Linked DNA regions of Homo sapiens: regions 1, 2, 3 and 4 are each linked to region 5. A link is a contact called in ENCODE Hi-C or POLR2A ChIA-PET data. All regions are on one chromosome and are shown on one strand. Each heading gives the region's core, a stretch centred on a gene start or an enhancer-like site at or near the end of the contact. The rest is flanking DNA. Distances are from core to core; before and after follow the strand shown.

Region 1 (5,757 bases), core at 2,712-5,211, 700 kb before region 5:
CATTTTTTTTTGACTTGTCAGTAATAGTCAGGTGACTGAATTATAATTCCTTTAACTGGGAGATATTTTTGTGCCAACCTCCACTATCCAGAATAAAGTCAAGACTCAGGGGGACGGCAGGGCACTGGACCAGCAGGGACGATGTCCAAGTCACCGCTCCACCCACAAGGCCTAGCACACAGTGGATACTCATTCAATGGCAGATGACATACTCCCTGATTCCAAAGCTGAAAGTAATCAGTGTGGTACTGCCATGTAGACAGACACATCCACCAAGGGAATAAAATAGAGAGCACAGAAATAAACCTTTGTAATACTTGGTCAACTGATTTTTGAAAAGGGTGCCCAGACCATTCAATGGGGAAAAGAAAGTCTTTTCAACAACTGGTGCTGGGAAAACTGGATATCCACAGCCAGAAGAATGAAGCTGGACCCTTACCTAACACCATATACAAAAAGTAACTCGATATGGATCAAACCTAAATATAAGACCTGAAACCATAAAACACTTGGAAAAAAACACAGGGGAAAAGCTCCATGGCAATGGATTTGGCAATGGGTTGCATATGACATCAAAAGCACAGGCTTAGGCCAGAGACCATAAAAACAACGGCAGGGCAGCGGCTCACGCCTGTAGCCCAGCACTTTGGGAGGCCAATGTGGGGGGAATCGCTTGAGCTCAGGAGTTTGACACCAGCCTGGGCAACATAGTGAGACCCCATCTCTAAAAAACAAAACAACGACAACAAAGATAACCGGAAACAAGGACGACTGGCCCCTTGCTCACTACAGGTGGGAACCTAAAATGGCGCAGTCACTGTGGAAAACAGTATGGTATAAATTTTGTGACTTTTTTTTTTTTTGAGACAGAGTCTCACTCTGTCACCAAGGCTACAGTGTAGTAACACGATCTTGGCTCACTGCAACCTCTGCCTCCCGGGTTCAAGTGAGTCTCATGCCTCAGTCTCCCAAGTATCTGAGATTACAGGCATGCCTCATGATGCCTGGCTAATTTTTTTTTTTTTTTAGTAGAGACAGGGTTTCACCATCTTGGCCAGGCTGGTCTCGAACCCCTGACCTCAACTGATCTACATTCCTCGGCCTCCCAAAGTGCTGGGATTACAGGAGTGAGCCATCACACCTGGCCATGTTACACATATTTTACACACACACACACATATACATACACGTACATACACATACATATTTTTTTGCTCCGTCGCCCCGGCTGGGATGCAGTGGCATGATCTCGGCTCACTGCAACCTCCGCCTCCCAGGTTCAAGCAATTCTCCTGTCTCAGTCTTCCGAGTAGCTGGGACTACAGGCGCCTGCCACCATGCCTGGCTAATTTTTGTATTTTTAGTAGAGACAGGGTTTCACGTTGTTGCTCAGGCCGGTCTCGAACTCCTGACCTCGTGATCCACCCGCCTTGGCCTCCTAAAGTGCTGGGATTACAGGTGTGAGCCACTGTGCCCGGCCCACCAATATTTTTTAAGTGAAAAAGGGAAACTCAGTAAGTTACTGAATAAATGAGCAATGAACACAAAGGTCAGTTCAAGCATCACATTTGCTTCTAGTCACAGGAACTAGCTTGGCTAATGCTTATTTTTTTAACAATCTTTCTAGTCCTTACCCCTCATTGGAGAAAAAGAAAACACTCATCAGTGTCAAAACACGTGGAGTCGGAAGAGGGTGGCTGGGGAGGGGAGGGCAGAAAACAACTTGCTGTGAAAGGTATACAAACTTGACAGCCAGGAACACAACAGCAGACAGCCTGACAGGAGAAGAGAAGGAAAAAGATGAAAGCAGAACCCTAGAAGTACTGATAAGGGAACTATTGAGAGTAGAGTTGAAGACTGCTGTCTCCGCAGGCAAAGCTGTTTAACAGCAGTGACTTCCTGGTGACATTATCATAAATGGTACAGTCATGAAGGATGCTGTTTAGGAAGATAGAAGTCAGTGTACATTTTGGAAAATTCCTATCAGGTAAAATAGTTTAGCTTTAGAACCTAAAAAGATCAAGTTCTCTCATGCAACAAACTCACTCATGAAAACCTTCATTCTCTGATGATAATACATAAATAGGCTGTCACTATTACACAGAATTTCTGGAATTTTTTTGGATTAAATAATAAAATTAAATAATTTCAATTTTTAATATCTGCACATAATTACAGTAACATAATCAAAATTTATAAACTTATTTTAGTCTGAGAACTTTTTAATTAAAATGCACAAATAGACCGGATGCTGTGGCTCACGCCTGTAATCCCAGCACTTTGGGAGGCTGAGGTGGGAGGATCACTTGAAGCCAGGAGTTCAAGACCAGCCTGGGCAACACAGTGAGACCCCCGTCTCTACACAATTTTTTTTTTAAATCAGCCGATCATGGTGGCACACGCCTGTGGTCCCTGCTACCTAGGAGGCTGGAGGATTGCTTGAGCCGCAGTGTGAGGCTGCAGTGAGCCGTGATTGCGGCTGCTGCACTCCAGCCTGGGCAACAGAGCAAGACCCTGTCTCAAAAAATAATAATAATTTAAAAAGCACGAATATTCTAGCAATACTTCATTAGTATACCTACAGATTATAATAGATTTTTAAAAACCAATAATCCAACCTTTGCTGTCAAGGAAGATATATCCATCAAAACGATCTCTAAAAAGAAGGATGTCATCAGGATTCCTAAAATTAATGTATGCTCTTGAGTAGAGATGAGGATAAAGACTGAAATAAGAGATAACAGTGAAAATGGTCAGTGAAAAATACAATAGTCCATTAATTTAGCCTCTTTTTCCTTTTCTGGGCACAACAAACTACTTTAGATAAAACTTTTGTGCCAAATCATCTCAGTTAATTGTAACAACTTGGATATTCTTTAGCAAAAACAAACGCAAAACGTTAACTTTACAAGGCAGAACTCAGGTCCCTTCTCCACTGCCCAGAACCGGTCCTCCGAGGCTGAAACCCTAAGGCAAGGCCAGGGCGCACTCCCAGAGGAACCCGTGGCGCCGAGAGACTCTCCTGACTTGGGGACCTTCTCCGGTATTTAAAACCGCACTGGCTGCGGCACCAGCGTGGAGGCCACAGGAAGAGCCGGCGCCCCCCGGCCCCGCAGCGCCCCGTCCGCGGACGAGCAGGGAAGCCCGGGAGGCGCCGGGCGGGCAACGCTGGTCCTTTCAAAGGCACCCGCTTTCCTAAGCGTTAGCCGTCTGAAAATCATCCGCATTTTTCATGTAAACCACATCTGTGTTTCTTTGTTGGTGGTATTTTTCTTTGACGGAACGGACACGTTTTACTGAAATGTATTTATTCAAAAAGCTCACACGACTCCCATATAGGAGAAATCAGGGTAAGGAACGTAAGGCAACGAGACGGCCACCGCCGCCGAGCTCTGGGTTCCGCCCTCTCTTCCTCCCCTCGGGGCGGGCCTCACCTCAGGTCGGCGGCGAAGAACTCGAAGTAGTCGTGTGCTGGCAGCGGGCGCAGCTGCTCCTCCAGCTGCTCCTTGGTGAGGCCCGGAGGCAGGCGGCGGATGACCACCTGCGGGGAGCGCGCGGCCGTTCCCACCGGGGCGGAGCGTGGACAAGGAGCTCAAAAGGCACCGCGTACCGCGCTGGGAGGCCCGGCCCCCGCCCCTCCCTCCCCTCCCTCCCCTCCCTCCACTCAGGGCCGTCCTCTCCTCGCGAGGTTTGCGCGCCCCGCCCCCGTCCCCACCTTGCTCAGGGCCGTCCTCTTCTCCTCGCGAGGTTTGCCCGCACCGCCCCCGCAACCGGAGGACGAAGTTGGCGGCGTCTCAGCCTCCTGCTGCTGCGAGTCGCGGTGGAACTGCACTTCTAGGGCCGACAGCTTCTCCCTCCCGCTCGGGCCCCGCGCGGCAACGGCCGCCCGAAGGCCTCCGGCCCCCTCCTTTTCCGAGCGCATGCCGCACTCTCCGCCGAGCCGCAGCCGCCAGCCCCCGACGAAACCTCGCGAGAGCTCGGCCGCCCCAGCCCCGCCCCTCCTCGAGCCGCGGCGGTCGGGGCCGCCCACGAAGGGGTCAGGCGCTGCGGGACTAGTCGGGGTCGGGGTGGTGACCTCCGGCCACACAGCCTGGCTTTCCGCCGGGTCAGGCGGCCCCTCAGGGAGCGGCGGCCGCGGTTTAGGGCGGCCCCGGAAGCGGGGCGCCGGCGGCTTTGGTCCGGGCGTGGTGGGAGGAGTTCGCGGACAAGCCGCCCTCCCATCCCAGCACCGTTTTTATCCCACTCCCCCAGGCTCTCCGTGGCCGGGGCGCCATGAAAGCCGGGTTCACATTTGAATTCTTAATTTTTTTGGAGACAGTCTCGCTCTGTCGCCCAGACCGGAGTGCAGTGGCGCGATCTCGGCTCACTGCAGCCTCTGCCTCAGCCTCCTGAGTGGCTGGGACCTACAGGCACGCGCCACCACCCCTGGCTAATTTTTTTGTTTTTTTAAAGTAGAGACGGGGTTTCACCTTGTTGGCCAGGATGGTCTCGGTAACTCCTGACCTCAAGTGATCCGCCCACCTCGGCCTCCCAAAGTGCTGGGATTACAGGCATGAGCCACCGCTCCGGGCCCTTGCACATATTTTTTTATGAACACACAGGCAGCAGCACTTTGATTACAGTAACTTACATGGAAGTTATTTTAAAATGGCTTTCCCCTTCTCTTTTTCATGTAGGCTGCATTTTTCATCTGCAGCACGCTTTCTCTCAAGAATCTCAAGCACACACAAGAAACCAGAGAGTAAAATCACTGAGGCGTGAACACATCCAGAGACCAAGGGCGTCACTGGCAGAAAAGCTTTTAGGCGGATCCACGGCCCGAGAGCCACCCTGCCCAGAGACGCGGTTTCCTAGGAGCAGTTCACACGCGGCTCTGCAGCACCCACAAGCGGGGCCAGGGGCTGGTTTTCATAGTTCACAGTCTGCAGGGATCTTAACAAAAACATGGCCGTGGTAAAAGTGCCTAGACCAGGCTTTCGTCACAACTCAGTGAGTAGGAAGACTAGTTAGGCTGATGAAAAGCTCTGATGATGTGTGATTAAAAGTAGGAAAACGTGGTTGCCAAATAAAATATTTTACTATATAGTCAGGGGGAGAGATGGGGATAAAAAAATGTGGAAACCATTTATTTTAAAATTTTGACTGTTCCTGCAGTGTTTAAAATATAGGAGATATATTCTGATTATCTTTAGAAAGAAACTGCTCTCAATCTATTTGTATGTCTTCCCTCTGGTTTTAAAATATTAAACAATCATCTAACTCAATATTTAATTTTACCTCTAGTCATGTTACTAGGTTAGGATAATAAAAAGGACTGTGAACTTCACATCTGCCATCTATAATAGATTCTTATTGTAGCAATCTTGCACCAAGGGGATTTCTTTATTAACTCTGCCAAATTTTCCAAAATTACCAAATGGAGAAAAGAGCTGGTCCCATCTGTCACCAGGCACAACCAGGTCAGTAACTTAGGGTATTTCTTGTGTTCATGTTTTGCCCTCACCACTGCAAAGCCCTGTTCTCGGCCTGGTGCCTCTGCACACCTCTGAAGCCAGGTTGGCCTCAGCCAATGTGAGGGACCCTTCATTTGACCTTCCCCAGAACCTTGAGTATTTCCACTTCTCCCTTCACTGCACTGTACCCTAAAGGGACTCACATGTTTGCTGGATGTGTATATTTCGTAAACCTAGCCAGCAAAATGTCCAAATGTTTTTCCCCCCAAGTCAATTTTTTAACACCCTTCTGATTCTTTACTTC
Region 2 (6,063 bases), core at 3,282-5,781, 640 kb after region 5:
GGGAGAGAAGCCCAGGACACCCATGCAACCTCACTGCCCACAGCCATCTGAGGTCTCTATTCTCCACATTCTGGCACAGCACTCCTTGGTCACACAGCTATGGCTCAGGTGTCCAGAGGATGCAAGCAGTCATCCTTGGCAGAGTCCACGTGGTGCTAATTCTGCAGGCACACAGAGTGCAAGAGCTGTGGGGGCATGGCTTTCTCCTCCACCCAGACTTCAAAGTATGCTGTGGATAGCCTGGGTGCCCAGGCAGAGACTTGTTGTAGGGACAGAGCCACCACAGAGAGTCTCCACCAGGGCAATGCCTAGTGTAGCTGCGGAGGTAGGGCCACCCCTGAGACTCCAGACCTACTGAGCCACCAGTGTGTAGCCCCAGCCTGGGAGAACTGCTGAGGTGAACTGAGCCCAGCAACCCCTGGGGGCAGGGCTGCCTGAGACCTGGGGTGCCCAACCCCACCCCAGGGTGTCCAGAAGGTGGGGCATGGAGTCGAAGATGATTCTGCAGCCTTAAGATTTAATGTTGTTTGCCTTGTTGAGTTTTGGACTTACTTGGGGCCCGTTACTCCCTCTTGCCTATTTTTCCTTTTGGAAGGGAAATGTCTGTCCTATGCCTGTCCCACCATTGTACTGTGGAAGCACAGAACTTGTGCGATTTCACAGGCCCACGGTTGGAGAGGAACTTGCATCAGATGAATCGTTCCTTGAGTCTCAGTCACACCTTATTTAGAGGAGACTCTGGAATTTAGATTTTTGAGTTGGTGTTGGAATGAGCTAAGACTTTTGGGGTATTGAGATGGAATAAATGTATTTTGCATGTGAAAAGAACATGCATTTTGGGGAGCTGGGGGTGGAATGCTATGGTTTGTATGTGTCCCCTCAAAAATCACACGTTGAAACCTAATAGCCAATGCTGTGAACAGGCGGGGTCTTTGGTAGGTGGTTAGGACAAGGGCTCCTCCCTAACAGAGGCTTCACTGGCCCTCCTGCCTTTCACCCTGTGATGCTGGCTCCTTGATCTTGGACTTCCCAGCCTTGGGAACCATGAGGAAATAAATTTCTGGTTTTAATAAATTACCCAGTCTGTGATGTTTTGTTATAGGAGCACAAACACACCACAGTAGACAAGCCCTGCGTTTAGGACGCACGAGACCAAAAGAAACCCTGGGAACTCACCCTGCCACTGCTCCCTGGGTCCTCAGGCCCGTGACTATTCTGCCTCCTCCTCCCCCCCTCAGAGTTGTCCTGTGTGTGCTTCCTACATTGAGTCCAGGGTTCTTTGTTTTACTCTTGGGAAGAGCAAGAAAAAGTATGTCTGTTCCACCTTCCTGGGATGAAGTCTTTTGTGGGTTAGTTTCTAAAGTAAAGCCACGGGATACGCATCCTCACAGTGCCTCTTCTGACTACGAGTCCTAAATACACCCTTTATTCAGGTTCTGTATCTGAATTCATTCAAAAGGAAGTCCTAAGACAACAAGGAGTGTTAGGTGTCAGTTTCACCACCTAAGAGGAAAACAATGACCTTGAGGAAACCTCATCTGTGACACCCATTTTCATCACAGCAAAATCTCAAGGGGGCTGGATCAGCAGACACAGAACTCTAAGTCCCTCTGAGCCCTCTGGAATACAACCCTGACTTGTCTTTGTAGTTCCCACTTCCAGCCCATTTGTACAATGTTTAATTTCCTATAGTAAGGCATGTACTTCAATATAGGTTTTAAAAATTAAACAAAGCAATACGTTTACCACAAGGTATCTAGCTACTGATTATCTCATGTGGGTCACAACCACATGTGTTTTATTTATTTAGGGATTAAAGTTACTATAGTTTTTTTTTTTTTATCAGAAAGGGAGAAACATTATCTTTAGTCATATGTATTTCTTGGAGGATCTTGGATAGTTTTAGTCAGAATACTTTGGCAGGGTGGCAAAATGATGCTTCCTACATAAATTTTGACATTTCAAATAAAAAGATGATAAAGTGAAAAGTGATTTAAAAATTTTAGCATGAGTTATCAAAAGCTCTAGAATTTCAACAAATACAAATGGAAGAGAGTTTAAAATTTCAAAGACAAATATTCTCAAAACATGATACCCCAGAAGAGCCCGGGCTGGCGTGCTGATGAGCTCAGGTTTCCGGTCTGAACACGCAGCAGCTCCTCACCTGTCTGAAGCCACATGGAAGCCACAGGGACAGTCCCAAAGAGAATAAGAAAATTAGAAGAATAAAGTACACGGCACAAACCCATCTCTCCATGGGCCCCTCCTCATCAATTCACCATCTACATGTTACTTTTGTACATCTATGATGAATGTCAGTGCCAACCCAATTATTGCTTTTGACAACCACACTTACTGAAGGTACAGACTGTGCCAGGCACACTTTATCATTCTCCCACTAGACAGAACCGCCATGATGCAAGATGCCATCCCATTTCGCAGACCAGGGCATGAGGCCATGTGAGCATCCAGGCTTGTCTCCCACTCACTGTGTCTTCCTGCTCAGCAGGGCAGGAACTGCTGCTCAAGGTCAAAAAGGCATCCCAGAAGAATGGTGCCATCACTGCAAAGCAGTGACTACTTTAAACAAATCTCATAAAAAAAGATCCCAAAGATAGTGAATCAAAATCATTTCTTTATATAATAAGCACTTTAAAAAACATTAATAGACTTTATATTTTAGAGCAGTTTTGGGTTTTACAGAAAAATTGGGCAGAAAGTACAGGGAGTCCTCGTATACTCCCCCTCTGCCCCACTTCCTTCCACAGTTATTATAACTTCTTGCATTGGTGGCCCATACATTACAATTTGATACATCATTACTAACTAAAGCATATCGTTTACTTGAGGGTTCATGCTTCCTGTTATGCAGTTTTAGGTCTTGAGAAGTGCATAATGTCATGGATCATGCAGAATAGTTGCACTGCCCTAAAACTCCCCTGTGTGATAAACACTTTTTAAAATCAAAAAGGCAATGGAACATTCTGTATGACACTGCAATGGTAGATATGTATATAGAGCACCAAGACTGAGCCTAAACAGCAGCTCCAGGCAGGACCCCACTCCCTTCAGGGCCCACCCTGCACCATCTTCCTCAAATGTTTTATACAAAAAAAAAAAAAAAATAGTGGTGCCTAATTGGCATTGCATCGATTTTCTTAAGAGCCAGGACTAACACAAAGTGATTTCAAAGCTTCCATTAGGACACCATGAACACTGGGCCCACGGTGGTGGCATCAGGCAGACCTTGCTCCCTTCTGCACAGAGCTTGCAGAGAAAGCCCAGGCAAGTAGGGTGGAGGGCCTTCCCTAAGAGGCTGGCTCTTTCAGAAGTTCAGGTTTGGCCGGGCGCGGTGGCTCACGCCTGTAATCCCAGCACTTTGGGAGGCCGAGGCGGGCGGATCACGAGGTCAGGAGATCGAGACCATCCTGGCTAACACAGTGAAACCCCATCTCTACTAAAAATACAAAAAATTAGCCGTGAGCCGAGGTTGCGCCACTGCACTCCAGCCTGGGCGACAGAGCGAGACTCCGTCTCAAAAAAAAAAAAAAAAAAAAGTTCAGGTTTAGCGGGACAGGACTGACAGATTGACAGCTCTTCTGCGGCTTAGCACTGGTGGTGCATAGCATTCCTGGAACGCATACTAGGAACGCGACCCTTGAGCAGGCGGCATCCCCCAACTCCACAGAGAGACCCAGGTGTTCACCCAGGCCAGATGGAGCAGTAACAACGTCTGTGCTGCCCCGAGACACCAGAGCACACATACGCTGTAGGGATTGGCCCAGTCTGCGAACCCCACTCATGACGGGGCCAGAGCAATGGATTCCCAGTAAATGAGGGTCATGAGCTTGCTCTTCACCCGGGACCCTCCCTTCATGGCCCGGGACCCTCCCCTCACAGCCCAGGACCCTCCTCTCACGGCCCGGGACTCTCCCCTCACAGCCCAGGAGCCTCCCTTCATAGTCCAGGACCCTCCCTTCACGGCCTAGGATCTTCCCCTCCCCTCACGGCCCGGGACCCTTCCCTCATGGTCCGGAACCCTTCCCTCAGCCAAGACGCTCCCCCCACAGCCAGGGACCCTCCCCTCACGGCCTAGGATCCTCCCCTCCCCTCAAGGCCCGGGACCCTCCCCTCACCCGGGACCCTCCCCTCACGGCCCGGGACCCTCTCTGCGCCCCTGGCCCGCAGGGCTCAGCTCCTCAATGCTGGTCTGAGAGGCCCGAGAGCGTCTCCCTCTCAGTTCTCAGTTCTCGGGGCCGCGCTGTCCCCGCTGCCACCGAGATCCCCTCACCCCGCCTACTACGCCTCCCGCCAGGTCCTTCCGGTCCGCCTGAAGTCTGTGGAGGCTTCCAGAAAATGCTCCCAGATCTCCGCCGGCCCGAGCCGAGCCACCGCAGGCTGCTCGGGCTCCCGGCGGTGTGGTCCCTCCAGGAGGGAACTGCGAGCGCTCCCGCCTTCCCCGTCTGTCCCCGGGTAAGGGACTGGCCGGCAGGTCCCGCCCCCCGCGCCTCCTCTGCGCCTGGGCGCCTGCACGGGGCCTCCTCCTTGAAAGGCGCGGAGTCTCGGCTCTGGCTGCGGTGCTGCAGGCGCAGCCTCCCTGGAAGGCACCGCGCCGGGAAGAGCGGCCCGTCTCTCAAAGCCCGGGCCGCCGCGCCCCGGCCCCTGCAACCAAGGCGGCGCCTCTCCCGGGCGCCGGCGCCCTCCGTTGGGCGTTCACGCCTGCGGCGCGGAGCCGGGGACCGGGAGCTGGGAGCCGCCGCCCTCCCCGCGCCTGGGCTCTGCGGCCGGGGGCCCTAGAGCTCGACCGCGACCCCCCAACCACAGCCTCGGGAGTGGGGCGCACAGCGTCGGGACTCAGCACAGGCGCCGCGGGCACAGGCGTGGCCGCCCCACCTGTGCCAGTGGGAAACATGGTGAGGACAGAAGTCCACTGAGGGCTGTCACCTGCGATCCTTTAAGTCACACCTGCTGAGCCCTAGGCTGGATGCTCCTCGCAGCTGTTTCTGACAGCCTTCACCTCAAAGTTTACCAGGTTTTTGCTAGAAATCTCTCAGGCCTCTCTGAGCGCCTTCCTGGCTCTGCATTTCCATTTCTTCCAAATGGCATTCCAAAATGTCCCCATTATCTTCACACACCATATCCTTTGGACACATGTCAATCCTAAATACAGAAGGAAAAATGGAACAGCAGCTCACGAGGGTGCTGTCCCACCTTTCCTGCCCAACAGCACCCTCTGCTGGCATGTGGGGATGGTGCGGAGAAGGACTTAGTAGGACATGGCCACGCCTACCAGGTGGGTGGAGAGAATGTTAAGTCACCCACAATAGGGGAGCAGAACCACATCAAGAGATGTCCCTGCCTGCACCCGCTGCACATTCCTGCAGGCAAAACTTGGTTACCTGCATCTGAACTCATTCACTTCGTTTTACACGTAACTAGACAGAGTTTTTTTACTAATTTAAAACTAGACTAGATTTTCTTAGAATAAATTATTGTGTAAATCAGACAGGTGGACTGTAGGGTCCAGCCCCACAGGGTCAGTGGGTTTTCTCCCCGTGTGTGGAGACGAGAGAGTGTAGAAATAAAGACACAAGACAAAGAGATAAAAGAAAAGACAGCTGGGCCTGGGGGACCACTACCACCAAGACACGGAGACTGGTAGTGGCCCCGAATGCCAGGCTGCACTGATATTTATTGGATACAAGACAAAGGGACAGGGTAAGGAGTGTGAGCCATCTCCAATGATAGGTAAGGTCATGTGGGTCACATGTCTACCAGACAGGGGGCCCTTCCCTGCCTGGCAGCCGAGGCAGAGAGAGGAGAGAGAGAGACAGCTTACGCCATTATTTCTGCTTATCAGAGACTTTTAGTACTTTCACTAATTTGCTACTGCTATCTAAAAGGGAAAGCCAGGTGTACAGGATGGAACATGAAGCGTGACCACTGAAGCACAGCATCACAGGGAGACGGTTAGGCCTCCAGATAACTGCGGGTGGGCCTGACAGACCCTCCACAAGAGGTGGAGGAGTAGAGTCTTCTCTAAAATCCCCCCAGGGAAAAGGA
Region 3 (5,334 bases), core at 2,166-4,665, 550 kb before region 5:
GTGGTATCGTAAAGACGACCACAGTTTCGAGATGTAGGAGTGAAATGGACCGAGGCTAACCCAGTGAAGTTTGCGGCTGGGTTAAGGAGTGAGTCAGGGAGATGCGTGTTTTCTCCATCATGACTGGGAGAGGAGTGCTCATTTGCCGGGAGGTGAGGGTGACTGTGCACCTCAGCCGCCAGCAGGAGCACCAGAGAAGCCCTGCTCCAGCCCTGCTGACGTCTGGGCCTGGGCCACCAGCCGGTGCAGTGAGCCTGGACCCCAGGAGTGCCTTTTCCAATCCTGACAGACAGCTGCTTAATGTGGGACATTGCTTTACTTTACGAGTTGAAAACGCCACCCTAGCAGCACGGAGCACCTCCCAGGGGCTAAACCCTGTATCATGACTGAATGCGCCCATGTCAATGAATTCTAACATCTAACTCTACATTCTGCCTCCCCTGAATCCAACGTTCTTTGGATCTAGTTCTGCATTTACCCCTGGCTCATGCTGGTGCATGCATTTTGGTCCTGAAGCTCCTTGGCCGACTGTCTCTTCCTCAGTTTTTAGCCTCAGCACTTCTCCAGCTTGATGATGCTGACCTGGAGGAGCTGAGCTGGAGGTGGGTGGCAGGCGTGTCGCCTTGCAGAGGTCTCTGCAGTGTCTTCAAGCACAGAAACAGCATTTGTCCTTAACAGACAGAAATGTGACACCTCTTCAGGCCCAGCAGATTTAGAGGAATCTGGGATTCAAGATTTTTGAGTGCATTCATTCAGATGGCCCCATCGCAAGCCTCTCTTCTTCCCAGTCAGGGCCTCTCTTCTTCCCAGTCAGGGTCCAGAGCTTGGAACAGCACCTTCCGAGGCCGAGCACCCGAACCTGGAACAACACCTTCTGAGGCCAAGCACCTGGCCTTCTCTGGAGCTCTGCCTTCTACACGGTTAAGTCCTGGCCCTGATCCAGTGTTTTGGTTTTCCTCTGGTCACAGGAGATGAGTGTCTTATGTGGCACTGAGGAGGCCCGTTAGCGTGCCACCCTTTTGTTTCAGGTGGTGATCTTTTCATTATCTTGCCCTCAACACGAGCCACCTGATTCCATAGTCCATGTATCTGTGACTTTCCCGAACTCTCCAGCACCCGAGATCCTGCCGCTGCCAGTGCATTTCCTTCCAAGGGGCTCCCGTCCTGGCTGCCACTGCTGCAGTCTGGAGATTCACTCCTGACCCCAGCTGTCGCCTGGAAACAAACACCAAAGCGAGATCCGCGTTGAGTTTATCAGCAGGCCTGTGAGGGTGGAGGGATGGCAGAGAAGCAGCTTTGTGGCTGGGCTGCCACAGAGGACTCCACTGGTCCTCGGAGAAACACAGGAGCCGGCTTGCTTCCAGTGGCTCCAAACGGAAGCATAGTCTCCGTCGTAAAGCAGGGGTGTGGATGGCGTCCACAGCACCCACTGCAGACGCCACCCAGGGCCAGCGCTAGACGCAGAGGCTCTGGGTTGGAACCAGGGGTGCCGCCTTAACCTCCTGTTCTGCCCCAGTGAGCACCAGGCTTGCAAGGGCTGAGGATGAGAGAGGCCCCTGTGGCTGCAGGCTCCCAGCAGTCAGGGGAAGAAAGGCCATTCATTCTTTCAACGCATGGAACTGCTTTTTAGGAAGTGAAGGTAAGCAGTGGAAAAAAATAGGCCTCTATCTTCATGAAGCTCCTGTTCCTCTCCATGCAGTGTGTGTGTGTTTGTGTATGTTCACGTAGGTGTGTGTATGTATGTTTAGTGTGTATGTCTGTGCATGTGTATGGGTAGTATATGTGTGTGCTGTCTGTGTTGTGTGTATATGAACATATGTGTTCATGTGTATATGTGGTGTGTGTATGTAGGGTGTGTGTATATGTGTGTATATGTATGTGTGTACACGTGTGTAGTATGTGTGTGGTGTCTGTGTGTGGTGTCTATGTGTATGTATATGTATATGTAGTGTATGTGTGGTATATGTATGTGTGTATATATGTGTAGGGTGTGTGTGTGGCACTGGGTGCAATGAAGTTTTGCAACATAGAGGAGGGAGTGTAGTCTCAGTTCATATACACACCTACAGTTCATACACACACACAAACATACTCCTCAGAGAGGAGGTCAGGGAGGAGGAGACCTCGAGACAGAAGAAAGGGAGGTAAGGGTGGTACCTGCCCATGCTGGGGTCTGCAGGGGGACTGGGGGGGGACCTGCCCATGCCGGGGTCTGCAGGGGGACTTGGGGGGGGACCTGCCCATGCTGGGGTCTGCAAGGGGACTTGGGGGGGGACCTGCCCATGCCGGGGTCTGCAGGGGGACTTGGGGGGGGGACCTGCTCATGCCGGGGTCTGCAGGGGGACTGGGGGGGGACCTGCTCATGCCGGGGTCTGCAGGGGGACTGGGGGGGGACCTGCCCATGCCGGGGTCTGCAGGGGAACTGGGGGGGGACCTGCCCATGCCGGGGTCTGCAGGGGGACTTGGGGGGGGGACCTGCCCATGCCGGGGTCTGCAGGGGGACTGGGGGGGGACCTGCCCATGCCGGGGTCTGCAGGGGACTGGGGGGGGACCTGCCCATGCTGGGGTCTGCAGGGGGACTTGGGGGGGGGACCTGCTCATGCTGGGGTCTGCAGGGGGACTGGGGGGGGACCTGCTCATGCTGGGGTCTGCAGGGGGACTGGGTGGGGGAGACCTGCCGGTGCCGGGGTCTGCAGGGGGACTGGGGGGGGACCTGCCCGTGCCGGGGTCTGCAGGGGGACTGGGGGGGGACCTGCCCATGCCGGGGTCTGCAGGGGGACTGGGGGGGACCTGCCCATGCCGGGGTCTGCAGGGGGACTGGGGGGGGAGACCTGCCCATGCCGGGGTCTGCAGGGGGACTGGGGGGGGGAGACCTGCCCATGCCGGGGTCTGCAGGGGGACTGGGGGGGGGGAGACCTGCCCATGCTGGGGTCTGCAGGGGGACTTGGGGGGGGGACCTGCCCATGCCGGAGGTCTGGGGTGGGGGGCTGTGTGTGCGTGTATGTGTCCCCGCCCCCCTCGTGCGTCTGCAGCAGGTGCCTTCGGATCGCATCTCAGGAGCTGGGGCTGGGCGCGGGATTCCTCCCCTGCCAGATCGTTGTACGTGAACTTCTCTTGGCAAAGTTCGTCCGCGAGTCAATCGCTCAGCCTCGCTCAGCGGGCCCGGGCCGCGCCGGCGACCTTCCTTCGTCTCTTCCGCCAGGCAGCCCGCTGGGGTCCCTTCCGCTCAGCGGCCAATCCGCGGGGCGGGGGCGGGGGCCGAGGCCTCGGGGGAAGCCGATCCCTGCGCCCCCCGGGTCTCCGCCACCCGCCAGCGCCGTCCCTGCCAACCCCGCCCCTGCAGGGCCCGGGCCAGTTGGGAGCAGGGGCCGGGCCGCGGGCGGAGCCTCCCGGTCCCCGCCCTCGCCCTCGGCCAACTGGCGGTCTTGCAGGCGGGCGGACCCTCGGCCGCGCTCGGGGCTCCGGCGCCGCCGCTCCTCCTGCTCGGCCTGAGCTGCCCGGGCTCGGCGCGCGCTTGGGGCGAGGCTCGGCGGGCGCGGACGCGCAGCATGGCGGTGGAGGACGAGGGGCTCCGGGTCTTCCAGAGCGTGAAGATCAAGATCGGTGAGTGTCCGCCGGCAGCCACGCGTCCGACCCCCCGGCCCGACCCTGTCCTCTCCCGCGCCCGCCTCCCCTCCGCAGATCCTTGCTGGGGACCCCGGCGGAGACGCCCTCCAGGCGCGGCGCGCTCCCCGGAGAACGGCTGGTCCGGCTCCGCGGCCCCTCCCCACCTCCCCGCCTCCCCGGGCCTCGGGCTGGGTCGAGTCGGCTCCGGGGTAACGCGGCTCCCTGCGCCTCCTCTGCGCCCGGAGCGGCCCCGGTCCCTGGTAGCGGCGGAGGAGGTGGGGTCCCTGCGCCGAGGGACGTCTGTCCGCGTGTGCGCCCGAGCGTGTGCCCCGCGTGTTTGCAGGAGTGCGCGCGCCTGAGGCTGTCTGGGCGCCTGCACTTCAGGTGTCAAATCCACTGACGTCGGGGTCTCGGCATCTCCCTTTCTCCGCTGCGCCCAGAAACTTCCTTTCCGGGGAATGTGGAGGCTCCTTCACGCTTCTCCCCAGGGGCGTGAGGCCCCGGCGCGCTGCTGCTGCTGTGCGCGCGCGTCTGTGCCTGCGTGCGCGCGTGTTTGTGTGTGCTTGTGTTTGTGTGTCCATGTGTGGGCGGTGTGTGTGCGCGTGCGTTTGTGGGTGCATGTGTGGGTGCGTATTTGTGTGTGGATGCATGTGTGCGCGCGTGTGTATTTGTGTGTGGGCGCGTGTGTGTGCGCGCGTTTGTGTGTGTGCATGTGTGCGTGTGTGCTGGTGGGGCGTTCTGGCTGAGGGCTCCCGCGGGGCGGGGAGACCCCGGACCCATCGGCACCACGTCCCTTTCCACTGAGAAGTGGCGGGCGAGCTGGTGGCGACCAGGGCCTGCGAGGCTGCGGTTTTTCTCTGGGCTTCAGCAGCTTCTGAAGTGGGCTCCCGGAGGCGTTTCCGGAGAGGAGGCTGTGTCTGGACTTCTGGTTTATCTGGAGGGATCTGCTTTTCCCTGGTTGTTTTATCTTGGGAGAGTGATGTGGAAGTCCTCCCCCTCCCCCAGAGCAAGACCGTTTCCTGGAGTGACTGTTCCATATTCATGCCATGAGTGTGCTGGACCACAGCGCGGTTCAGGCTGGAGAGGCTTCCAGGGCCTGCAGTGTCGCGGTCCCCACGGTCCTTCTCCCCCACTGAGCCGCACTTCGCAGCCGGCCTCTTCCCGTGTGAAGAGGCCTCCGGGAACGGGCTGAGTGTCAGTTGTTGATGACATTTGATGCTGCCGGAGGCATTCCAGCTCCCCTAAACCAGCGGGCTGTTTCCTGTCGGCTTTATTTTGGTTTGCGGATCATCGCTGAGACACTGTCTTGATATTTGGCCCAGAAGCGCTGCAGCTAGGATGTGGCAGCACTTCCGCTTTGAGTAGTCCAGAGAGGAGGGATTTCTTTTGTTAATGTGGTTTAAATCCGCTGTCACTTTCATACAAGAAAGCCAGAGCTGGCGCTCCCTGAAGTGCCTGAGGTCGCCTTGCCTGGGTGGGGAAAGGTCGCGGCCCGTGGGGGTCAGTTTGCTGCTCTTTCCTTCAGCCAAGGCTGCTTGGCTCAGCCAGCGAGTCTGAGGAGTGTGAGAAGCACTGGGCTTCCTCAGTCACGGGGGCAGGAGGGCTGGAGGTGGGTGCCCCTGTGGGGCAGTGCCAGGTCTCCAGGCAGCAGGCAGAGGCGGCCTGGGGCTTTGCGGCTCGGGGGTGGGGGGCCCACAGCCGGCACAGCATGCTCGCTGTGTACTCCAG
Region 4 (5,773 bases), core at 1,259-3,758, 730 kb before region 5:
TTAATAAACTAATTTTCCAAGTAGTTTTATGTTTGAAGAAAAACTGAAGGGAATGTACAAGAATTCCCACCTATCTTCTTGTCCCCAGTTTTTCCTACTACAGGCTGAGCATCCCTAATCTGAAAATCTGAAATCTGATTATGCTCCAACATCCAAAACTTTTTGAGTGCCAAAAGGAGCATTTTAGATTTCAGATTACGGATGTTTAACCAGTAAGTACAATGCAACTATTCCAAAATCCAAAAAAAAAAAAAAAAATCCAAAGCACTTCTGGTTCCAAGCATTTCGAATGAAGGATACTTCACCTGTATTAACATCTTGCATTAGTGTGAGATATCTGCTACAATGATAAGCTAATACTGATTTATTAAGTAGTCTATAGTTTACACAAGGAGTCATTTTTATTTATTTATTTTTTTTTGAGAGGGAGTCTCGCTCTGTCACCCAGGCTGGAGTGTAATGGCGCAATCTCGGCTCACTGCAATCTCCACCTCCCAGGTTCAAGCGATTCTCCTGCCTCAGCCTCCCCAGTAGCTGGGACTACAGGCGCGCGCCACCACAGGCTCACGCCTGTAATCCCAGCACTTTGGGAGGCCAAGGTGGGCGGATCACCTAAGGTTGAAAGTCAGAGAGCAGCCTAACCAACGTGGAGAAACCTCGTCTCTACTAAAAATACAAAATTAGCCGGGTGTGGTGGCAGGCGCCTGTAATCCCAGCTACTTGGGAGGCTGAGGCAGGAGAATCGCTTAAATCCGAGAGACGGAGGCTGCAGTGGGCCAAGATCGCATAACTGCACTCCAGCCCAGGCAACAAAAGTGAAACTCTGGCTCATTAAAAAACAAAAACAAAAATAAAAACAAAAAACTTGCCATTTAGGCCGGACATGGTGGTTCATGCCTGTAATTTCAGCACTTTGGAAGGCCGAGGCGGGTGGATCACCTGAGGTCAGGAGTTCGAAACCAGCCTGACCAACATGGAGAAACCCTATCTCTACTAAAAATACAAAATTAGCCAGGTGTGGTGGCAAGCGCCTGTAATGCCAGCTACTTGGGAGAATGAGGCAAAAGAATCCCTTGAACCCAGGGGGCGGAGGTTGCAGTGAGCCAAGGTCGGGCCATTGCACTCCAGCCTGGGCAACGAGAGCGAAACTCCCGTCTCAAAAAAAAAAAAAAAAACAAAACTTGCCATTTAATCATTTTTAAAAGCACAATTTAGTTAGTTTAGTACTAAAACGTTGTGCAAACATCACCACTATCCACTTCCAGAACTTCTTCACCACAAACAGAAATTCTGTACCCATGAAACAGTAACTTCCACTCTCCACTTTCAGTGCTGGTAATCTCAATTCTGTGCCTGAGGGGGAATCATACAGTATGTCTTTTTTGTGTCTTATTTCACTCAACATAATGTGTTCAATGTGCTCGTTTATACTGTATAATGTGTTCGTTTATATTGCAGCATGTATCAGAATTTCATTCCTTTCTAAAGATGAACAATGGTCCATTCATTATATGTATATACCACAGCTTGCCTTTCATCCACATGTTGATAGACATCTGGATTTTGAATAATGCTGCGATGAACATTTGTGAACAAGTATCTGAGTCTCTGCTGTCAATTTTTGGGGGTATAAACCTAGAACTGAGGAACGACTACCAATTTCCATAGCTGCTGCACCACCCTACTTTCCCACCAGCAATGCACCCGAGCTTCAATTTCTCCACATCCCCAACACTCATAATTTCCCTTTTTTTTAATAGCCACCCTAACAGGTGTGAGGTGGTATCTCATTGTGGTTTTCATCTGCATTTCCTTAATGGTTAGTGATGTTGAGCATCACTGCACGTGCTTATTGGCCATTTGTCTCTCTTCTCTGGAGAAATATCTATTCAAATTCCTTGCCCATTCTTGAACTGGGTTGCTTTTTGTTGGTCAGTTGCATCTCTTCTTGTATTCTAGACATTAACTCTTTATCAGGTTTACAAATGTCCTCTCCCACTTTGGAGGCTGTATAGCGGATTTTTAAACAGTAATAATGACAGAAGAGGAGGCAGTCTAGAACTAAAACAGAAAGAATGGCTTTCGTCTTGTGCCGCCCTCAACTTCCCAATGGTTTCAAACGCAATGTTTCCAGCCTCGGCAGCGACTGACACCGGGCCTCCCCGCTCCCTGCACAAAGACGCACTCCCGCCCCGGCCTGTGGGGGCGGGCCCTTCCCTCGGGCCGTGTGGGAAGCGAGGCAGCGCAGGCCCCCTTCACTCGGACCCGCGGCTTCCCGGGACCGTCCCCGCCAGGTCGGCGGCCGACACGGGGCTCGGGGATGCAGGCCCCAACCACGCCCCTCCCCCGCTCGCTCTCGCTCCTCACCGGTCCGGCCGCGGGCGGCGTCCAGTGGGCGATGGACCGCGCGGAGGGCCCGGCTCGCGGTCGCGGGCGGCTCCGCGAGGCCCTGCAGCGCAGCGGCCTCCCGAATGGCGACTGGATGCAGGAGCCGGGATCCGGGTGCGCGAGCGTGCGCGCTCCCGCGGGACGGGCGGGGGCTGACGGGAAGCAAGTTTGGCGCCGCGCGCCCTCCCGCGCGGGCCAATCAGATCGCCGATCGCGTGGCGCGGCTGTGCCAAAAGTGCGTGGGCAAAACTAGCGGCTCGCGCGGGCCTTCGGAAGGGCTGCGTGCCCGCCCCGCCCCGGAAGTGCCGCACGTGCCCACTCCGCCTCCGCTTCCCGCGCGCGCCCGGGCGCGGCTCCGGGAGGGTTCCGCCGCGTCTGGCCTGTGGCCTCCGGCCAGGCCCTTGGAACGGCCCCGGCCTGCCGCCGCCGTGCGGATATCTCTTCCTTTTCTTGCTGTTTTGATTGTTGTGTGAATGAATTTATTAGGAAAAAAAGAGCTAGACCTGCCCCATACATTCTCAGGGATATTACTGGCATAATACCTATGACAAAAGTACAAGACAAAGTTGTTGGATGACAGTAAATATTCCTTTTCTCATCACCCCGCCTCCACTGAAAGTCCCGATTCCCAGAAGTTATCTTCTTCGTTTTTTGTTTTCAGTTTTATGAATGTTACCACCACAATTCTAATTAAAATGCATGCACCTCTAATGCTGATGCCATCAGTCTGTATGCTTTGAAAGACTGTAAAATTAGCTCACACTGCTCTCTACCTTTGTACCCTTCTGAAGTTTTGCTTGTTGTGAATTTCATTTTTGTTTTTGTGGTGAAAATGAACTATAGAATGGCCGGGCGCGGTGGCTCACGCTTGTAATCCCAGCACTTTGAGAGGCCTAGGCAGGTGAATCATCTGAGGTCAGGAGTTCGAGACCAGCCTGTCCAACCTGGTGAAACCTTGTCTCTGCTAAAAATACAATATTAGCCAGGCGTGGTGGCGGGCGCGTGTAACCCCAGCTACTAGGGAGGCTGAGGCAGGAGAATCCCATAGAACCGGGGAGGCGGAGGTTACAGCGAGATCGCGCCACTGCACTCCAGCCTGGGGGAGAGAGTGAGACTCTGTCTCAAAAAAATAAAAATAAAATCCATAGAATTTACCGTCTTAACTATCTTTACGTGTACAGCTCAGTGGTGGTAAGTATATTCATAACACCACCATCCATCTCTGTACCTCTTTCATCTTGAAAAACAAACTATGCATTACATGTTAACTCTCGGTTCCCCTCTACCTTCTACTTTCTGGCAGTCACCATCTTACTTCCTGTGTCTCTGAGTCTGACTACTCATAAGAGTGGAATCATACAGTATTTGTCTTGTGACTGACTTATTTTACTTAGCAGAACATCCTCAAGGTTCATCCATGTTGTAGCACATTGTGGAATTTCCTTCCTTTTTAACACTGAATACTATCCCATTGTATGGATATGCCACATTTTGCTTATCCACTCACCTGTTGATGGACACTTGGCTTGCTTCCCTATTCAAGATATTGTGAATAATGCTTTGACATTTTCAAAGAACCAATTTTTGGTTTCATTGATTTTCTCTATCGTTTTCTATTTTCTATTTCATTTATCTTGGCTTTAATCTTTATTATTTCCTTCTTTTTGCCAGCTTTGGATTTAGTTTTTCTTTTTATAGTTCATTAAGTTGTAAAGTTAGGTTGTTAATTTGAGATTTTCTTGGTTTTTGATGTATTTATAGCTATAAACTCCCCCTTTAGCATTGCTTTTGCTGTATCACAAAAGTTGCTATATTGTGTTTACATTTTTTTCTTTTCTTTTCTTTTCTTTTTTTTTTTTTTTTTTTTTTGAGACAGAGTCTCGCTCTGTCGCCCAGGCTAGAGTGCAGTGGCGCCATCTCGGCTTACTGCAAGCTCCGCCTCCCGGGTTCATGCCATTCTCCTGCCTCAGTCTCCCGAGTAGCTGGGACTACAGGCTCCCGCCACCACGCCCGGCTAATTTTTTTGTATTTTTTTAGTAGAGACGGGGTTTCACCGTGTTAGCCAGGATGGTCTCGATCTCCTGACCTCGTGATCCGCCCGTCTCAGCCTCCCAAAGTGCTGGGATTACAGGCGTGAGCCACAGCGCCTGGCTCTACCTCCCTTTCATGCAAAATTTAGGATCCTGTGTTAATTTCCGGAATGATTCTGATTTCTAGGATTCAAATATCAATATTAAATATTTTAGGATTTTTCTAAGTTTTGTTTTTGCAGCAAAATTGATTCATTAAATTTAATAGATTTCTTTAAAAAGTATCCACCTAGTTACAAGCTTTTAAAAGAGCCAATGAAAACAGTTTGTAAACTGTAAATGTTAAATGCAGAAATGAGAGGATCTTTTATTTTCTCTGAATAGCAAAGATTTACTGATTGAGAACTTTTTGAGATCCTGACTCTTAATATGAAACAGGTTCGTTGTGGCTGCAGGACCTAATTTGAATGGCTGCTTCAGTTGTTTTTTCCTGAAGTGTCAGAATGAGTTGATGATCCCAAGAGACCTATTCCAATTGAACACTGAACAAAACTCTAGCAGAAGGCAACTCTTGGTGACGAAATAACAAAAACCAAAACACCCTCTGCTATTATTCTGAATTGAAATCATGTTAAAAAAGCTATTGTAGTTATAGAATATTAAATAGTTCAAGATGAATAATGCAAATAAACTCCCAATTTGGCCTTTTGAAAGGTTCCCAGTATATTGCACTAAACTTTAAAGTAACCAAAGAAAGCAGAAATAACTCTCATAAAATCCTGTACTAAAACCAGACCCTTATGGACTTTCAAAATTTCACTTAAGGATCTATTGAACATATACTTCTCAACAGTTTATTTTGATGTTTTCTCAACCTATACTATGTTCCAGGGACCAGACTTGAATCAGGGAATGGGTAGAGGCAGGTGAACTACAATTGCAGTAGAAAGTGGCAGCCTGACAGCCTTTGAGGAGCTGCAAACTCATTAGCTGAGATGGCACTGGACTTTGTCATTTGTCTTCTGTGTATAAAGAATAACAGTGCTGAGTATCTGCACATATTCAAAACCTACACAGAATCATGTTGTCAAATGAAGCAGCCAAAATCAGACTGGCTTTCTGTCAGAAAGTCAGACTTAATTTTTCCATTCAAATTGCTGCATTAATATGTATTACAAGGAACATAATAAAAATTAGAAATAAATTATTAAGTGCTTCCTGTAAGAGAAATAATAAAAGCAGTCCAGCTTATAATTTAGATCTAATATAATCAACTTAGCTACTTTATAATAAAAAAGGACAAATTATTCTGCTATTTCTACTTAATTTATAATAATGCAAAATAATGGGAACTA
Region 5 (5,417 bases), core at 2,404-4,903:
TGTTCTCTCCAGAACCTTCCAGCCTCAGGTCTTGGATGTCCTTGTTTCTCCTCCTCCATGGTGACTACCAGGGCCTAGCTCCAGCTCCCTGCATCCTGTGGCCCCTCATGGCCCTCTACAGAGGCCCCAGGGCACTTAGAAGCTGGAGGCCTGCCTCCTTCAACCCAAGTGGCACAGCTTTCCCCCAGCATAAAGGCTTTTGACATACACCTGTGGTTTTACTGCAGTACCAGTGCTTTTAAAAACCTAACTGGTGGGCTGGGCACAGCGGCTCACGCCTGTAATCCCAGCACTTTGGGAGGCCGAGGTGGGTGGATCCCCTGAGGTCAGGAGTTCAAGACAAGCCTGGCCAACATGGTGAAACCCCGTGTCTACTAACAAAAAATTAGCTGGGTGTGGTGGCGCGCCTGTAATCCCAGCTATTTGGGAGGCTGAGGAGAAGAACTGCTTGAACCCAGGAGGCCAAGGTCACAGTGAGCTGAGGTCGCGCCATTGCACTCTAGCCTGGGCAACAAGCAAAACTCCGTCTCAAAAAACAAAAACAAAACACCTAACTGGTTATCGATGTTCCCTTCTGCAAAAGCTGCCAACATCATCTTTTCAAAACTCAAATGTCACACCTCTACTTAAAAGAGTTAGCTAGGCCGGGCGCGGTGGCTCACGCCTGTAAGGCGGGTGGATTGTTGAGGTCAGGAGCTCGAGCCCAGCCTGGGCAACATGGTGAAACCCCATCTCTACTAAAAATACAAAAAAATTTGCCAGGCATGGTGGCACATGCCTGTAATCCTAGCTTCTCGGGAGGCTGAGGCGAGAGGATTGCTTAAACCCAGGAGACAGAGGTTGCAGTGAGCCAAGATCGCGTCACTGCACTCCAGCTTGGGAGACAGAGTGAGACTCTGTCTCAAAAAAAAAAAAAAAAAAAAGAGCTAGCGAAAACATCAAATTCCTTGACTTGTTCACAACCTCACTTTCCATCCAGACCCAGCACTCCTGACCACTCCCAGGCTTTGAGCAGGGAAGGCCTCACCAGCTGCAGAATCCTACTCTCCTCCCAGCGCCAACCCCCAACTCAGATCACAACCCCTGAGTGCAAGGTGAGCCCCCAGCCCCTGTGCCTATGCAGTTCCTGACAAATGCTGCGTCTCAGGTGCCCACACTGGATGGAGCATTCAGGGTCCTGCAGAGCCGGACCACCTTTCCACACGCCCCCCACCCCCAGCCTCACACTACATGCTGCTCACAGACAGTGCCAGTGAAATCACGGGGGAATGAAAGAGGGCCCCGAAAACACCATCCATTATGTATCAAAGCGTGTTTGAGAACCATCTGAGGAAACCACACAGGAAACCACACAACACCAGAAGCGTGCTCTAACCGAGGCCCTGGGTCCAGCTCCTCACCATGAGGAGATGTAATGAACATGGCTTGCGCGCTGAGCACATGCCCACATCTGGCATTCTGAGTGCATGCCCGCACGAGGTCAGGGCATGGTACGGACAAGCACAGTGGAGAGGATAAAAGTAGTCTCGCAGCACAGCCAGATATGACTTCAAAAACTCACACTGGGTCCACCTGGGTGCTCACACACCCTCTCTAAAGGGGACCCCAGTGCTTGAAGGCAGGGATGCCGTGTGACATGCCTGGTCGCAGGTCAGGGAGGGCAGACACCCCAAAAGGCCTCGCAGGGACCACTGAAACCTCTGCGCCAACGGAGAGGGCTCCACACTCTGGACGCATTTTCGCTACAGATGTATCTCAGGCAGAGGCAGCATGTGCGGACTCTTTCCAACTCTGTGCGGTAAGTAGGTAAACACATCAACAGCACCTTTCACTCAGTTACAAAACGATGCACGGTGGGAAACACTAAAGAATCCAGCTGGTGTTTCAGTGACTGACATAACCAAGCACGGTAAAGAACCGCACACCAATAAAATAGACTAAATTTCTGGCTTTAAAAAATTTTCAAAATATTCTATAGTTTCATGACAACTGCAAAGCAGGCTAAGTAGCATTTTTTACCAGATTTCATAAATCAGGAAATCTCATCCTTCTGAGAAAAAAAGTGGCCAAAACAAGTCCTTAGCTCTTGGTCCACCCAAGTGGAATTAACTTCCTCTGTAGGAAGACAGGTGCCAGCAGGTGGCTACAGCCTGAGCCCTGAGCCTGGCCCCCGTCCAGCGTCTCATGTGGAAGCCCCCCAAGAAATGCAGGATTCGCTGCGGTGCTGCAACACCCTCCACCTCAATTTAATTAAGGCGTTTATTTAAAATTATCAATTAACACAGTCGGTAAAGATAAGGAAAAAGTCAGAAGGCACCACCCCATCACCACCCAACTGCAGTGTGGTATCCAAGGCCACAACTTGTGGGTGGTGACCGCAGCTTCAGAGATCAGATCCTTCCATCTTTCACCTTCATCCCGCTTCAGACGCTTTAAAAGTCTGAAAATAAACACTACTGTAGCTTATGTGTTGTCATTCTGAAATAAAGGCAGAGAACTACAAAGAATTTAGTGCGAGGCAAACATTCGTGTGCAGCATGAAGCAAACATACTTACATCTTTTGCCATGTTACCAGATCCGGGAAATCAATGCTACAAATGTTCACCTTCCCAGAGAAGAAAAATGATTTTTCTGGTAAAAAAAAAAAAAAAAGTAAGGAAAAACAAGAAATAAGTAAGAATGAAAAACGAAGTTTAAAAAATAACACATCTCAAAGGAAACGCGGACCTTCCTTCCCAAAGGCACCCTCCATCCTGAGAGCGGAGCTGGCCAAACCGACTCCCACACTCAGGATTTTCAGTCGCCTCGCCAGACGGAAATGCCCCCTGCGGAAAAGTGGCCCGCGGGCCCGCAGGGTCACCACCACTACCCCCAGGTCCCCGACGGCCCGCCCAGCGGCCGAGGGTGGGGCCGAGCCCCAGGAGCCAGGGCGCAGCGCCTCCCTCCCGCCGCTGCAGGGGGGTGCCCCACCACCCACCTGGGCACAGCCCCGGGGTCCCGGCGCAACGTGCAGGCTCGCGGCGTCCACCCCAGACCCCGGCGGCGCCCGCCCGGCTGACCGGTAACTCTGACAGGTGGGCTTCCGGGGTCCGCGCCGCGCGCCTGTCACTAGGCCTCGGGCCGCCTCCGCACGAGGCGCCTCCCGCGCGCGCCGGAACCGGGTCCCCGCGGGCCGCCGTGGGGCGGCCTCCCCTCCCCCGCCCTGCGCGCTCCGGCCGACCCTGGCCCCAGCCCCGGCCCCGGCCCCGGCCCCACCTCCAGCGTGGGGCGCGGACGCTGCTGTCGGCCGGGAGGGCCGGGCCCGGGACCCCCGCCCCGCGGTCACCTGGGGAGCCCCTACCAGCGCCGAGCGCGCGGGGTCCCCGAGGCACAGGAGCGCGCAGGGCGCGGGAGGGCGCGGGTCGGGGCCGCGCGGCGCCTACACGCGGCCGGGGCAAGGGATGGGGTGGCCGGGGGTCCCGCCCGCACCCCCGGCTCCCGCCCGCGGCTCCCGCGGCATCCCCTGCCCACCCGCACCTGGCTGCCCGGTCCGGCCGCGCGGGCGGGGACGCGGAGAGGGCGCGGTGCGGAGCGCGGGGCGGCGCGGAGAGGCGCGGGCTGGGGCCGGGCCGGGCGGTCCCGGCCGTGGCGGGGTCCCTGCCCTGGGCCGAGTGGCGCCGGGACGCGGGGCTCACCCTGGCCGAGCGTCGGGCCGGCGTGACGTGCGCGCGGCGCGGTGACGTGGGCGGCGGCGGGCCCGCTCCGCGCAGCGCGCCTGCGCGCCTTTTCGCGCCTTCGGCGCCCTCCTCCTCCTCTTCTGCTGCTCCTCGGTCTCCCGCTCCTCCCGCCAGTGCTGCGCGCCCTGGGAGAGCGGGGAGGGGCTGTGCGCGCGTGTCCGTGTGTGCGCGTGCGCGTGCGGAGATGTAGCTGGGGCCTGCGCCGGGACGGGCAGTGCGCGCGCGCGGCGTGCGCTCGGCGGCCAAGGGACTGTGTTTGTGCGCGCCTCTGACTGTGTGTGTCCGGAGAGAGAGGTGGCCGGCTGTGTGCAAGAGTGTGTGTGCACATGGGGGAGCGGGGCCGGCTATGTGCACGAGTGTGTGTGCATGTGGGGGAGCGGGAGCTGGTGTGTGCACGTGGGGGAGCGGGGCCGGCTGTGTGCAAGAGTGTGTGTGCACGTGGGGGAGCAGGGACTAGTGTGTGCACTAGTGCATGTGCACGTGAGGGAGCGGGGACTGGTGTGTGCACTAGTGTGTGTGCATGTGAGGGAGCGGGGACTGGTGTGTGCACTCGTGTGTGTGCATGTGAGGGAGCGGGGACTGGTGTGTGCACTCGTGTGTGTGCATGTGAGGGAGCGGGGACTGGTGTGTGCACTCGTGTGTGTGCATGTGAGGGAGCGGGGACTGGTGTGTGCACTCGTGTGTGTGCATGTGAGGGAGCGGGGACTGGTGTGTGCACTCGTGTGTGTGCATGTGAGGGAGCGGGGACTGGTGTGTGCACTAGTGTGTGCATGTGAGGGAGCGGGGACTGGTGTGTGCACTAGTGTGTGCATGTGAGGGAGCGGGGACTGGTGTGTGCACTAGTGTGTGCATGTGAGGGAGCGGGGACTGGTGTGTGCACTCGTGTGTGTGCATGTGAGGGAGCGGGGACTGGTGTGTGCACTAGTGTGTGTGCATGTGAGGGAGCGGGGACTGGTGTGTGCACTAGTGTGTGTGCATGTGAGGGAGCGGGGACTGGTGTGTGCACTAGTGTGTGTGCACATGGGGCAGCAGGTAGGGGGCCGGGTATGTCAGGATGTGTGTTTGTGTGCAGGGAGCAGAGAGTGCCGGCTGTGTGCGCGAGTGTGGGGGGGGGAGCAGGGACTAGTGTGTGCAGGAGTGTGTGTGCACTTGGAAGAGCGGGGCCGGGTGTGTGCTTGAGTGTGTGTGCTCAAAGAGGAGAGCCAGCTGTGTGTGCGCCTGTATGCACGGAGGAGAGGGGGCCGCTTGTGTGCACGAGTGTGTGTGCACATAAAGGGCCGACTGTGTGTGGGGCTGTGCATGTATGGAGAGCAGGTGTGTGCATAGACGTGTGTATGTGGACACACGGAGGAGAGCAGGTGTGTGTGCGTGCGTGGCACAGAGGCCTCTGCCTCTGCTGGACCCGGTGGCCTCCAAGCCCACGACGGGCCTCCGCCCAGATTCCCAACAATTCTGGGCGTCCTCGGTGCCCACCGGACGCAGCCTGGCCCGGGACTCGGGAGGGAAAGCAGGGACAGGAAAACTCCAGAAACAGTTTCATTGCATGGTGAGCCTGGTGGTCCCGGAGTCTTGGAGACTTAATCCACCCTGGAGGGCCCCGCCGCTAGGGCCAGGCCCGAGCACCCCAGCCAAGGGCGGGCTAGGCCAGAGAAGAGTCCGAAGTTCAGGGCCACAGCAGGCGGCAGAGGCTGGTGCGCGCC

The links. A loop is a pair of places that touch in the nucleus more often than their neighbours do. ChIA-PET counts read pairs that join two places held with the same protein, here RNA polymerase II (POLR2A). Pooled maps may share reads with other maps.
Region 1: a pooled map shows a loop between it and region 5 (13-fold over the local background). The contact joins the promoter of UPF3A here to the promoter of TFDP1 in region 5. A Hi-C loop is called at or near these places in 1 of 37 single-sample maps with no recorded cell type and 7 of 50 pooled maps. POLR2A ChIA-PET finds 5 or more read pairs at or near these places in 1 of 52 experiments (activated T-cell).
Region 2: a loop to region 5 is called in a pooled map, with 11 times the contacts of the local background. The contact joins the enhancer-like site here to the promoter of TFDP1 in region 5. A Hi-C loop is called at or near these places in 6 of 50 pooled maps.
Region 3: a loop to region 5 is called in a pooled map, with 21 times the contacts of the local background. The contact joins the promoter of RASA3 here to the promoter of TFDP1 in region 5. A Hi-C loop is called at or near these places in 2 of 37 single-sample maps with no recorded cell type and 5 of 50 pooled maps.
Region 4: a map with no recorded cell type shows a loop between it and region 5 (20-fold over the local background). The contact joins the promoter of CHAMP1 here to the promoter of TFDP1 in region 5. A Hi-C loop is called at or near these places in 3 of 37 single-sample maps with no recorded cell type and 7 of 50 pooled maps. POLR2A ChIA-PET finds 5 or more read pairs at or near these places in 2 of 52 experiments (MCF 10A and activated T-cell).

What each region holds. Positions count from the first base shown.
Region 1 is chr13:114,279,805-114,285,561 of GRCh38, reverse strand. It overlaps UPF3A (UPF3A regulator of nonsense mediated mRNA decay), which reads right to left and starts at 3,961. Exons shown (of 10, transcript NM_023011.4): 1 at 3,716-3,961; 2 at 3,435-3,541; 3 at 2,619-2,725. The coding sequence starts at 3,922. It overlaps LOC105370384 (a long non-coding RNA gene), which reads left to right and starts at 4,493. Exons shown (of 4, transcript XR_007063887.1): 1 at 4,493-5,459. RefSeq lists silencers at 1,130-1,326, 2,944-3,153, 3,534-3,713, 3,944-4,213 and enhancers at 3,293-3,980, 4,434-4,733.
Region 2 is chr13:112,942,064-112,948,126 of GRCh38, reverse strand. It overlaps a transcript of MCF2L not described here. Among named protein-coding and RNA genes, the nearest start is that of MCF2L-AS1, 24 kb to the left of the region's middle. RefSeq lists a silencer at 4,436-4,615. Within about 2 kb of position 4,531, at least 16 of the 41 ENCODE cell types and tissues checked have a DNase peak (open chromatin) inside an H3K27ac peak, as active enhancers do.
Region 3 is chr13:114,130,704-114,136,037 of GRCh38, reverse strand. RASA3 (RAS p21 protein activator 3) reads left to right here and starts at 3,415. Exons shown (of 24, transcript NM_007368.4): 1 at 3,415-3,603. The coding sequence starts at 3,549. LOC107987192 (a long non-coding RNA gene) reads left to right here and starts at 5,035. Exons shown (of 2, transcript XR_001750050.2): 1 at 5,035-5,334. RefSeq lists enhancers at 894-1,394, 1,224-1,403, 3,692-4,319, 4,490-4,989, 5,280-5,334 and silencers at 3,110-3,209, 3,240-3,899.
Region 4 is chr13:114,311,238-114,317,010 of GRCh38, reverse strand. CHAMP1 (chromosome alignment maintaining phosphoprotein 1) reads right to left here and starts at 2,508. Exons shown (of 3, transcript NM_032436.4): 1 at 2,368-2,508. RefSeq lists silencers at 2,171-2,850, 3,623-3,917.
Region 5 is chr13:113,582,989-113,588,405 of GRCh38, reverse strand. TFDP1 (transcription factor Dp-1) reads right to left here and starts at 3,653. Exons shown (of 12, transcript NM_007111.5): 1 at 3,518-3,653; 2 at 2,557-2,632. The coding sequence starts at 2,568. RefSeq lists enhancers at 1,281-1,881, 3,859-4,830, 4,831-5,417 and silencers at 2,821-3,190, 3,561-3,890.